Regions from separate parts of the Homo sapiens genome. Here region 1 is linked to region 2. The links are chromatin loops, found by intact Hi-C in ENCODE. Cell type or tissue: adrenal gland. All regions are shown on one strand. Each heading gives the region's core, and the rest is flanking DNA. Links, peaks and the distances in the headings are about the cores only. Region 1 overlaps DTX4 (deltex E3 ubiquitin ligase 4). Region 2 has its middle 72 kb from the start of MPEG1.

What was found. A loop is a pair of places that touch in the nucleus more often than their neighbours do. Peaks named below come from ENCODE experiments on the same cell type or tissue, not always from the same donor. Only the 100,000 strongest peaks of a DNase experiment are listed, where the experiment ranks them.
Region 1: it touches region 2 in a loop (2.7-fold over the local background); 91 of 110 quality-filtered maps call a loop at or near these places.

The regions. Positions count from the first base shown.
Region 1 is chr11:59,184,491-59,189,862 of GRCh38, reverse strand. DTX4 (deltex E3 ubiquitin ligase 4) reads right to left here. Exons shown (of 9, transcript NM_015177.2): 3 at 1,067-1,128; 4 at 540-701. It overlaps LOC124902675 (a long non-coding RNA gene), which reads left to right. Exons shown (of 4, transcript XR_007062682.1): 1 at 1-216; 2 at 2,982-3,173. Among named protein-coding and RNA genes, the nearest start is that of DTX4, 15 kb to the right of the region's middle. RefSeq lists a silencer at 3,339-3,428. In adrenal gland, for the core only: a CTCF peak has its summit at 3,437 (motif pointing right); a DNase peak (open chromatin) is centred at 3,632; H3K27ac peaks cover 4,182 bases.
Region 2 is chr11:59,282,560-59,287,931 of GRCh38, reverse strand. It overlaps the pseudogene LOC643709. Among named protein-coding and RNA genes, the nearest start is that of MPEG1, 72 kb to the right of the region's middle. In adrenal gland, for the core only: a CTCF peak has its summit at 3,230 (motif pointing right); a DNase peak (open chromatin) is centred at 3,280.

The DNA of each region.
Region 1 (5,372 bases), core at 316-5,315, 98 kb after region 2:
TGCAGGTAGGAGGGGGTTCCTAAAGGAGGATTTCAGAGCAGAGATTTCTGTAGGTTCTAGGGGGACACAGGACAGGGACTACTTCCTAACTGTCATGGATGCATTCCAGGATATACCTGCTGGATACCAGTTATACCAGTTGTGACTATTTTTACTTCATTATAAAGATGAGAAAATAGGGGCTCCATGTGGTCACACAACTTGCAAGAAACAAAGGTACGATTTGAATCCAGTCTGTTTTGGTTCCAATGCCAAAGTCATCTTTCTCTTCTAACATATTTTCTTTGTACCACGCCTTATATTTTTATGTTTCTATACTTTTGCATTGTATATTTTTATTTCTCAAGGTGTTTCCATCTGATCCATACACATCAGCTGTGGTATAATCGTCAAGATTTACTGGTTAGGCCCACTTACAGATGCAGAAATTGAGGCACAGAGGGTGAAGCCGTGGCTATGACCCTTGGAGGTTGAGGCAGACTCAGGGCTGACAGCCAAGTCTTTGACTCTCAGTACCCCACGAGACAAGAGGCTGGTACCTTTCTTGGCTTGTTTTTTGGTGGTCTTGCGGCTTGTGTTGGAAACCCCTGGGATGGATTTTATTTCACTCTTGCTGACGGGGGGTGGGTGTAGGACCAGCTTTGGTGGCCTGGTGAGACACACAGGCAGCCCCGCTGCACTCATGAGGATCCCAGTGATTCCTGGAAGGGGCAGGGCATGGGTGAGGAAAGACTGGAGACTTAGCTCTCAACATTCCCCAAATTCCTCTTTCCCCATTAACCTACTCTCCTCCTTTCCAGCAGAAAGTTCTCATAATTCCTGGATTCTCTACCCTGTACTTTCCCCAGAAACTTATTCATTCACTCACTTATCTTCAATTGCATGCTTTCCTTTTAGTAATCAGTTCTCTTCCAAACTCTTCATACCCTTCCCATGCAATTCCTAAAATCACCATTTGCTTTCATTAATATCTAGATTCTCTCCTTTTTTTCCACAAATGCTCATGACCTATTTCATCACTCTGATTTCTCTACCTTAACCCAGAGCATCCTGGGGTTTCTCTTACCTGCCAAGGCAGGGTTGACAGGACTGGACCCATTTAGGTTCTTCACTGGGACTGTGGGGACCCTGTGAAAGGAAAGAGCAGATACAATGTCATTTTGACACGTGGAACAAAATGGACCAGTATTTAATTCTAATAAAATGCAGTTAAGTGCTTAACACAGCAGACAGCAGGAAGTGACATCTTCAAAACCTAAGTCAGGCCATGTCATGCCACCACTCAGAACCTCAGAACTATGTTCCTCAGTTCACTCAGAGTCAAAGTTAAAGTCCTAGCAAGGCCTACAGAGCCCAGCACGATCTGCCAACACTGCCACCCAGCTTCTCTTATTCATCTTGCTTCCTCTCATATCACTCAGCTCTCAAGGAGCCAGGTGCACTCCTGCCTCAGAGCCTTTGCATATGCTGTTCCCTGTACCCAAAATGCCCTTCCACCAGACAACTGCTTAGTTTCCTCCTACAACTCCTTCAGTCCTGGCTTAAATCCTACCTATCAGGTGAGGTTCCTGAGACCATAGTATTGAATATTGCTACCCACCCCTCCATCCCACGCCAGGACTCCTGCTCTACTTAGGATCCTTTAAAAGAAATTATTGCTTATTATGCCCCCTTCTAGAATCTAGGCTCTACAAAGGGCAAAATATCTTTGTCTGTTTTGTTCAGAGCCAGGCACTAGTAGGCATTCAATTGATATTTGTTGAAGGATGAAAAAACAAAGAAGCAAGTTCAAACCAGGGTGTACAAAAGAGTCACCTAAGATGTTTTTAGAAGGACAAGGTCCCAGATCCAGACCAGAATATCCACCTGTGGAGCACGAGAAGCTGCATTTCCCAAAGCTCCTGAGAAGCTGCAGATGTAGCAATCCCCAGCCTAACATTTGGAACCACTGCTAGAACAGCTGTCACTTCTCCTTTTCCCTGAGACATATATAAATATTAGGCAAAGCCTCCTCCCCTTTCTGTCCTTCTCCCCAGCAACTCCAGCCAGGCTGGAGAGGAGATGGCACAGCTGCCTGGGAAAGGCGCGGCCCTCCCACAGCGCTGACTTGGAAAATATGGGACACATGGGTCTGGGTCTTGCGCCATCCTCTCTGTCACCCACACTCCTGCAGCTGGGCTTGGAGAGGCTAATGGACCCGGTCACAGATGACTCCAGGAGGCAGACAGCCTGCAAAGCCAACAGCTCTGCTGTGGGGGCAGGATGGTGCTGGGAAAGCAAGAGGAGGAAAAAAAGAATATTTATGTATTGATTTATCCATCCAAAAAGTGTTTATTGAGCCCTACTTTGTGTTGTTTGCTATTCCCGATGCTGGGGGTCAGCAGTGAACACATGGCTCATGGCCCTTCTTCACTCACATGTTACAGTTACCAACATGCACAGAGCTCACCTCCCCCCAACAGTGGCTCCAACTGCTCACAGCATATAAACCTGTCTGATCCTTCCAACATCCTATGCAAGAGGTGCAGTCATTAACACCATTTTAGAGACAACTACATTGAGGCACAGAGAGGTTAAGGAAACTTGGTAAGATCACACAGCTAAGCCAGAAAATCTGGCACCAGAGCCCATTTACTATGCCAGGCTCTTGTGTTTACGTAATCCTTATAACATCCCACACTGCAAACATAGACCAGAAACTCAGAGAGCGTAATGAATAAACCCACCACTAGGAATGGGGAAAGCTGCAACGGGACCTCCATGCCAAGCAGTGGGGTCTGTCTCTGCCCCTCATGCCTGTAAGGAAGGTTCTTCCCCAGCTCTAACCTACTTTGAGCCTGCCTGGGGCTCTGTCCCTTCCCAGGGATGATGACATGTGCACCAATGCTGGGAGATGGATGTGAAAGAACAGATGTGGGAATGGGAATGTTTGTGTCTCACCAGGCCACCCAAAGCCGCTTTTCTTCTGAAACTGTCCCCAGGATAAATCAAACCAGGATGGGAGGATGGAGGAGAAAGCTGAATACAAAACAAGGGCCACTGGGCCAAGAAAAGAAGAATGGACTTGTTTCTGGACTCTGTGACCTGCTCCCCAGGGCCAGGCATGGTATGGTGGATGGGCAGTCAGGAAAATCAGGTGCAAGTCCCATCCCTGCCAGGAGTTTCTCGCTAAGGTAGTTAACTTTTCTGAGCCTCAATTTCCCCATCTGTAAAACTGTGAGGGTCTTGGGTTAGAAGACGCTACGGAAACTGGCTGACAACTTCCCACCAATATCTGAGAAAAAAATGGCCACCCAAGCCCTGAGTCCTCCACTTATGGCCGATTCTCCTCGCCCAGCTCTTTCTGGAGAGGTTTGGGGAAAAGACCCGGCTTCCTGTGTCCTGCTCCCAGCTCCCCAGCAGGGGGCAGCACTCAGAACCCAGACCTGCACCTACCTTCTCCCTCGCCATCTTCAGAGCCCCCACTCCAGCTGATAAGTAGCTGTGATCTGGGTGACAAAAGCCACCTTTGTTCCCATAAACTGGACTGGCAGGTTTCCACACCCAATCTGGCCAACCAGGAAATAATCCAATCCCCAGAACACCACACATTTCAGGCAGCTCAAGAACTCAGGGGCAAGATGTGGAGAGAGGGAGGGAAGGGCCCGCATGTGGACCTGGGACACACAAGAAGACTATGGGTTCAACAGGTGGGAGAGATACATGTCCCTGCCACTTGAGGAGAGGAATGACATGGCGGGTAGGCTTGTCACTGGGCTCTGGGAAGGAGGGGTCTGGGGAGAAGGGGTATATTTGCTTGTGAAATCCAGAACCGTGTAATGGAAGGAGCTCTGCACTGGAGTCAGGGAGTCTTTGTTTTAGCCCCGCTCAGCACTGACCTGCTTTGCCTTTGGGAGAGCCGCACAGCCTCTCTGCGTTCTGTTGACCATATCTAAGTTACCACAGCCGTGAACAGGGCATCCTAAATGTCTGCCCCATGGGGTCCCTGTGAGGATTTAGGAACTAGGTCAACTAACTGTAAACAGCTGAGCCCTGTGCAAGTTTGGGTGACTGTTTATGCTTTTACCTCCCAAGTATAAAAGGGGCATTGGGCTGAATAAAGACGTTTTCTGCTCTAATATTCCAATTTTCTGATTCTCGAGGTCATGGGTATCCAGCATAAAGTTGAGTGCTGGGCAGTACTTGAGACGGTTGATCTCACCTCCCCCACTATTACTGGTTAAACCTTGGAGAACAGCCCATGAAGTCCCAGCTGGTCACACCCTTTTGGGGCCTCAGCTTCAAAAGCCTGAGCTCTCCTAGAAAACTGCAACCCAATGGCAGGCATGCATCTCACATCCTTCAGGCAACTCCATCAGCCAAAACTGTCTGTCCTAACCACTGCTTGGCCAATCATAAGACACCCCCTGCCCCCATTCAGTTGGCCTGTTCCCTGATATGGAGGGTCTTTTGTTTCTGTCGCTAAAACATAAAACTAAGACAAGAGAAGAGAGCTGGCAAGGTGGCAGAGAAAGGAGTTTTGAGGGAGGGAGTATATCTCTGCAGTCACCATGATGAGAAGCAGTGTTTTTCTCGGAGTTATGCACCAGTCCAGGAATCCTCCAGCAGGACAAGGATCTTGTCTCTACGGCAACTGAGGCCTAGCTGGAGACAGAGAATCCTCAGCTCTAGAGGAGGGGGCTAGAGGGGTGACGCTTGCCTCCACTGCACAGCCCCCTTCTTGCTTCCCTTTAGAAAACCCCTGCTTCTGTCTCTGAATAATTCACAGGATCTTTTGTTCCTGCCCCCAAACCTTTCTCTTCATCCCACTCCTCCCGCCCTCCCTGGTCTTCCTTTTTCCGTGGGAAAGTTGCTGGAAGAGGTCATGGGCAGAGAGAGGAGGGGGAAAGGGGCCCTGCAATGACAGAAGGTCGATGGCAATGCCAGACAAAGGGAATAAACACGCTAATTAAATGGCCAAGAAAGGCTGGAGGAGAAGATGGGATTGGGGGTGAGGGAGGTGGTAAGAGGTGAAAAGCAAAGGGCTGGAAGATCGAGAGGAGTAGGCAGGGGCCTCCCTCATCAGGAAAACAGAGTAGAGAGAAAAAAAAGAAAACAACTTGTTTCTATAGCCCTTTTGAAACTGTACTGCTCAGACCTCCACCCATTCTCTAGCCCCAATTCTATGAGCGGGCAGAGGAAATAAAGAAGATAGATAAAGCTGCTGACTCCACTCCCTCATCGAGATTCAAAGCCACCTGGGTGCCTCTCCCTCAGTGATGGAAATGAAGTCACTTGGCATTTGTCAAGGGCACCAGAGACAAGGTGGGATGTCAGACCCTACTCAGCTTTGACTTCCCCTACATGGACACCTGTTAACAATAATAACAGCA
Region 2 (5,372 bases), core at 188-5,187:
TTGGGAAGCAGGTTTGCGGTCCCTTTTGGTGGGTTCTTCAGCTGCACAGTTGGGAACCCCTGGTGGTTCCAGCCACATCCAAAGATTTAGGGGCACCTTCCCTGAAAAAGTGTCCGAGAGGCTTCAGCCAGCACCTAGCCCTCATCAGCAATGGATGCCAAGTGTCCTACTGTGTCAAGGCTGGGCTCTTTACAGAAAAGTTCCTTCCCCCTGCTAGTCTCCCGCCTTTCACCCAGCCACCCCTTATGAGTGAGGCTGATGCCAACACTGTCATAGTGACCAGTTCTGAGAATGCGAGATCCTAGATTAAAGATTCCCAGACCCACCAGTGGAGGCTGGGAGAACAATTAGAGCTGCGCAGCACCATGAGTGCCATCCATAAGGATGGTGGTGGTCTGTCAGGAGGGGCTACGGCTGGTATCGTAGTGGGAGCCACCACCATTCTGGCTGTTGTCATCACCCTGGCCATCTGTGGCACCCGGAAATTCAAGAAGAGGGGATACTTGGCATTTTGGAAGAGGCAGAGTTTGGTTCCAGGCACTGCAGCAACTGGAGACAATCCTGACGAAGAGCAGGGGCAGAGTCCAGCTTAAATCTCTCCCTGAAAAGGGTTTCTCTCATCTCCAAACAGCATGGTCATTTCTGATTACTTCTATTTTCCTAAGTGTTGAAATGGCAAGTGCAACCAAATCACACAGAAATTTGTGACTTCTTGTTTAGGTCTCTGGGCCAGGCAATTCATATTGCTACATGGACAAGGGTGGGGTTGGGGAGAGGGAACAGTTGGGACTCTTGAAGCAAAAGCCATCCTGGGACTAAAATAAGAAGCAGGTGTCCTTTCCCAATGTATCACTTTCTTCACCTGAATGCATTTGTGTAAAAACAGAGAAGGGGGAATGTTAACATTTGGATTTGGAAACTATGCATTTACTCTGAAGTCTGCAGTGGTTTCCAACGTGTGTGCTGTAAGAATTTCTGCTTAAATGCATCTCTCTCTCCTCTCCCACACCCCCTTTAAAGTTGTCTGGATTTCATGCTTCTAGAGCCTGGCAAAACCCTGAAAAGACACAAGTCCTGCTTGGCCACTGTTTTTTAACTTTTAGGGCTCCCTGTTGACAGACTGTGTTATCTCCTCCATGTCATCTAAACAGCATCTGAAAAGAAAGATGTTGCCTGCACCAATTCCACTTTTTTCTAGCTTCCCCATGAAGTCTTCCTTAGACCAGACCACTCTTGGACTTCTGACTAGTGTCATGAAGTCCTCCAAAAATATTTTAACATACAAGCTTCTATTAGTAGGTCAATGGGGAAGGGACAGTTTGTAGACAAGGAGTAAGGAAAGACAGATAAAAACTGAAAAAGATTCTCATGCTCAGGAGAAACTGAAATTCTTACCCACAACCAACTACCTGATTCCGTCCTGTTAGCTCATCACAAATGGGGCATTGAAAGGAGCTGTAGATTTGGATAGACCAAATTTTATGGTTTTATGTTCTATGTTACCAAAGTACAACCCCTTCCTCTTCCAAGGATGGTCCTTACCCTTCCCGTCTTCCTGCTATATGCACACACACACACACACACACACACGCACATGCCACATTTCAATAAGTTTGCATTGTTCTGGGTGTGAAAAAGGCAAGAAGTTAAAGTAAGCCCACATCTAAGTATTATTTCTTCCCTAAGACCAAAACAGAGTAGGTAACACCAATTATGGACCCTACTTTTTTTCCCCACAGAAAGGGAGCTGACACGATCAAATCCATGTTTTCAAATGAACTGAAAAAGGCATCCAGCACCATTTGTAACACATTTATTTCAGTTCCAGGCTGAGAGCCCTGGGGCAGTTAGCAGGACACATGATTGTCAGCTGGCAACAGTTGGGGCTTTACTCAATTTTAATACCAATCTCATCTGATTGTAATTACTCCACCACTGTCATGTTCCTCCACAAAATGTTTTTTAAAGGATACATTTATTCACTGAATCAAATATCATTACTGATTTATCTTCTATGAAGGATGACTGTTCTCTTTGTTAATGTTCACAATCAAGATCTTGGGCTGAAAAGATCATCCAAGGAGTCTGAAGTATCACAGCGTGTGGGAAGGTGGGAACCAGGATACCCATTCATTTCCAACTGAGATACAGAGAAGTGAGTCACAGAATTTGAGCCCTGCTCTCCTGACTGCCCAGCCAAGGACACTGATTTCTATAGCCCCTTTACTTAACTCTGCCTCTTAAGCATTAAAACGTTCTTCTAAACCTCTGAGTGTTTTGTGGGTTCTGAGTGTTTTGTACGTTTTAGCCAAGTTAACCACTTGTCTGCAAATACTGACTTTCCTATGAATTCTTTGAAGATTATTGAGTCAGAAAGGAAAAATACAGCCCCAAATTCCCAGACTTTTAATGCATTAACTGCCTATTGAAATGAGAAGTTCTTCACAAACTTATATTCCCACTAACAAGATCGCACATAAATATGCATTAAAGTATGTACTAAGAAACCCTCTGTCCAACGGCTCATGCATATGAAGTCCGAACATGGGAGTTTGCCAGTTGCATTCATCAAGTCGTTTTGCGGAGTCAGATCCCTGATGGAAGAGCTCACAGGCTCTGCCTTCCAAGTCCTGGGTCCCTAACTGGTAACCTTAGGCTAGGGTCTGTGGGGAGACCAACCCTGGCTTCCAAGAAAACCACATTCCATGGACTATCAGAAATAGACACAGATTTGGGTGACAAAGGAGGCTCTGCATTTACATTTTATTTTTGTGTTCTTGTCAGTTTTGAGATGATTAACATTAAACATTTATTTGAGAAACAACAGGCAGAAGCAACAATTCAAACATACTTCATATTGTAGTCAGGCGAAGGAACCTTTAAAAATGAACATTCACAATTTTAACGATGGTTTTTCTCCCACATGTTCACTTACTTATTTTCCCAGCCATATTGTCTGTTCCGTTAGGTGAAGAGTCTAACCAGGTCAAATGTGTGGGTGAGAACAATGTGGAAGATATATTTTTTAAGTGGGTGCTGAAGGGACTTTTCCCGCATCCAGTGGTAGGGCTTGTGGTTGCCCTCAGGAAGACAACCCAAATCCCTCACAGAATAGGTGCACTAATCTACAAAAGGCGGAAGGTTAACAACAGCAACAATTTTGTGGTTGTTCATTTGCCATTTATTGTTCTGCACAGACACCTCATGAACACCAGGTGGCGATGTCCTCTCTCAGAGCAACACCAAAGACTTCAAAACACTCCAGTTACAAACCGAACAATTCACATTAGGACATTCACCTGCCTCTCCCAGAACCCCCAATCTAATGCCGGGGACCACAGAGAAGGAAAGGGGTCAGGGGTTCTTTCTTGTACCACATGCGCATTCCCCCAATTCTCTCATGCATACAATAGTGCATCACCAAGACGAGTACTTTTGACCAAGTATAAAACCACACAGACAACCAAATTTAACAAAAAGCGGAAGAGAATGAAAACACAAAGGCACCCACAGCCACGTATACACAATTAACCTTTTAGGGGATGGGCACCTGACGAGGTTTGTCTCCACTTACATTTGCCATCCCTGGAGACTCTGGAAGGGAGAAACTAGGCTGCTGGTGCTAAGACCATGAAAGGGAAGGCATGGAATCCCCTACTTGGGCCAGGAGAGCACAGCAGGGCTTCTGGTGGGAAAACACCCTGTGTCAAGGTAGTAGATGCACAGGGCTCAGCTGGCAGGGTTCTCACTGAAATCTAGACTGCACCTTTCCAGGTTGGCACAAGAGAAAGGGCAGAGGAATGCTCCCCGCCTTGCTGGGCGTAGTGTTAGAAAGGAAATTCAAGATCCCTACTGCCCAGAAAGCCACACAAGAACAGCACGAGGAGGAGGAAATCTCACTGGACATCTGCAGAGAGGACAAGAAATGGGGCACCCACACAATCAAAACCCCAGGGGAAAAGGCTTGAAGGTATGAAAACGACCTCTCCAAGTGGTATTGCCACAGGCACAGCGGCTCCCTTTCCATCTTGAGTCCTCTTCCTTCTGCTCCTGGCCACCCCTTTCCCCACCTATACTTTCTTCTCCCTGACGTGGGGAAATTGATCTCTCCCCAGTGCCTAATTCCATTGTGAAAGTCCGTCTTCTTTTCTTCCCCACCTCCTACTGCCTCACTGTGTCTTTCTCCCCAAGAACCCTCAGCCTATTTCTTCACCCCTCTGTGGCCATCTTTCTGTGGCCTAGAAGTCCAGCAGATACTTGACCAGGTTGCTAAAGGCAGAGATGGCATGAGACTCTCCAAATTATATCTGGTAACCTGGCAATGGGCATCGGTGTGACATTAAATATCGCAGGGATGGCTCTTTTATTTAACTCAGGTGTTTCCTTGCTGAGTGTGGGAGGAAATTGCCCTGTGGTTCAGTAAGCTCGAGACCATTATCACTCTGGAGGTACTTAGGCAGTCCAAAGCAAATAATTATCTCATTGATTAGTACTTTTATTACCTCAGAGGCTTTCTCTGTCTGGCATGGGAATACTTCTACCCACTTACTGAAGGTATCCACCCATACGAAGAGATGCTGGATGTCCCTTATCCTTGGAATATGGGTGAAATCCATCTGCCAGTCTTTCCTTGGAATAGAATAGCATCCTATTCTTTGTGTTCTGGGGGAAGAATCTGTTAGTTGGAGTTATTTTTAAGGCAAGCCTCATAAACATTAAGTATCTGTTTGATCGTTTTAAATAAATTTTTACCTATTGCCATCCTCTGATTGTCACCATCCTGAGAGCTGAAAGCTCTTTCCCTGAGAGGTGGTCCATTATGTCTCCACAGGAGAATATTGAGGGTTTTTCTTTTATGGAGCCCTTCCAGATCAGGGGGACCTCAAGTGGATCAGAAATACGGGGCACTCTTGCTGCCAATTTAGCTTGGTCTGCCAACTTACTTCGCTCAGCTATTTTATCTGTCCCCTTTTGGTGGCCTTTACAATGTATTACTGCCACTTCCCATGGAAAGAAGATTGAGAATAGTAGCCTGTCAATTTCCTGATGGTGTTTAATGGGAGACCCATTGGCTGTGAGGAAGCATCTCTCTTTACAGATAGTGCTAAGGGCATGGAGAACTAAGAAAGCATACTTAGTATAAATATTAATTGCTGTATTAGAGTTCTCTAGAGGGACAGAACTAATAAGATATATATATCATATATAAGATATATATGATACGTATCATATATATAAGATATATATTATATGATACGTATCATATATATAAGATATATATAAAATATATATATGATATATATATAAAATATATATATGATATATATATATATATATATATATGATTTTCTTATTAACTCGCATGATCACAA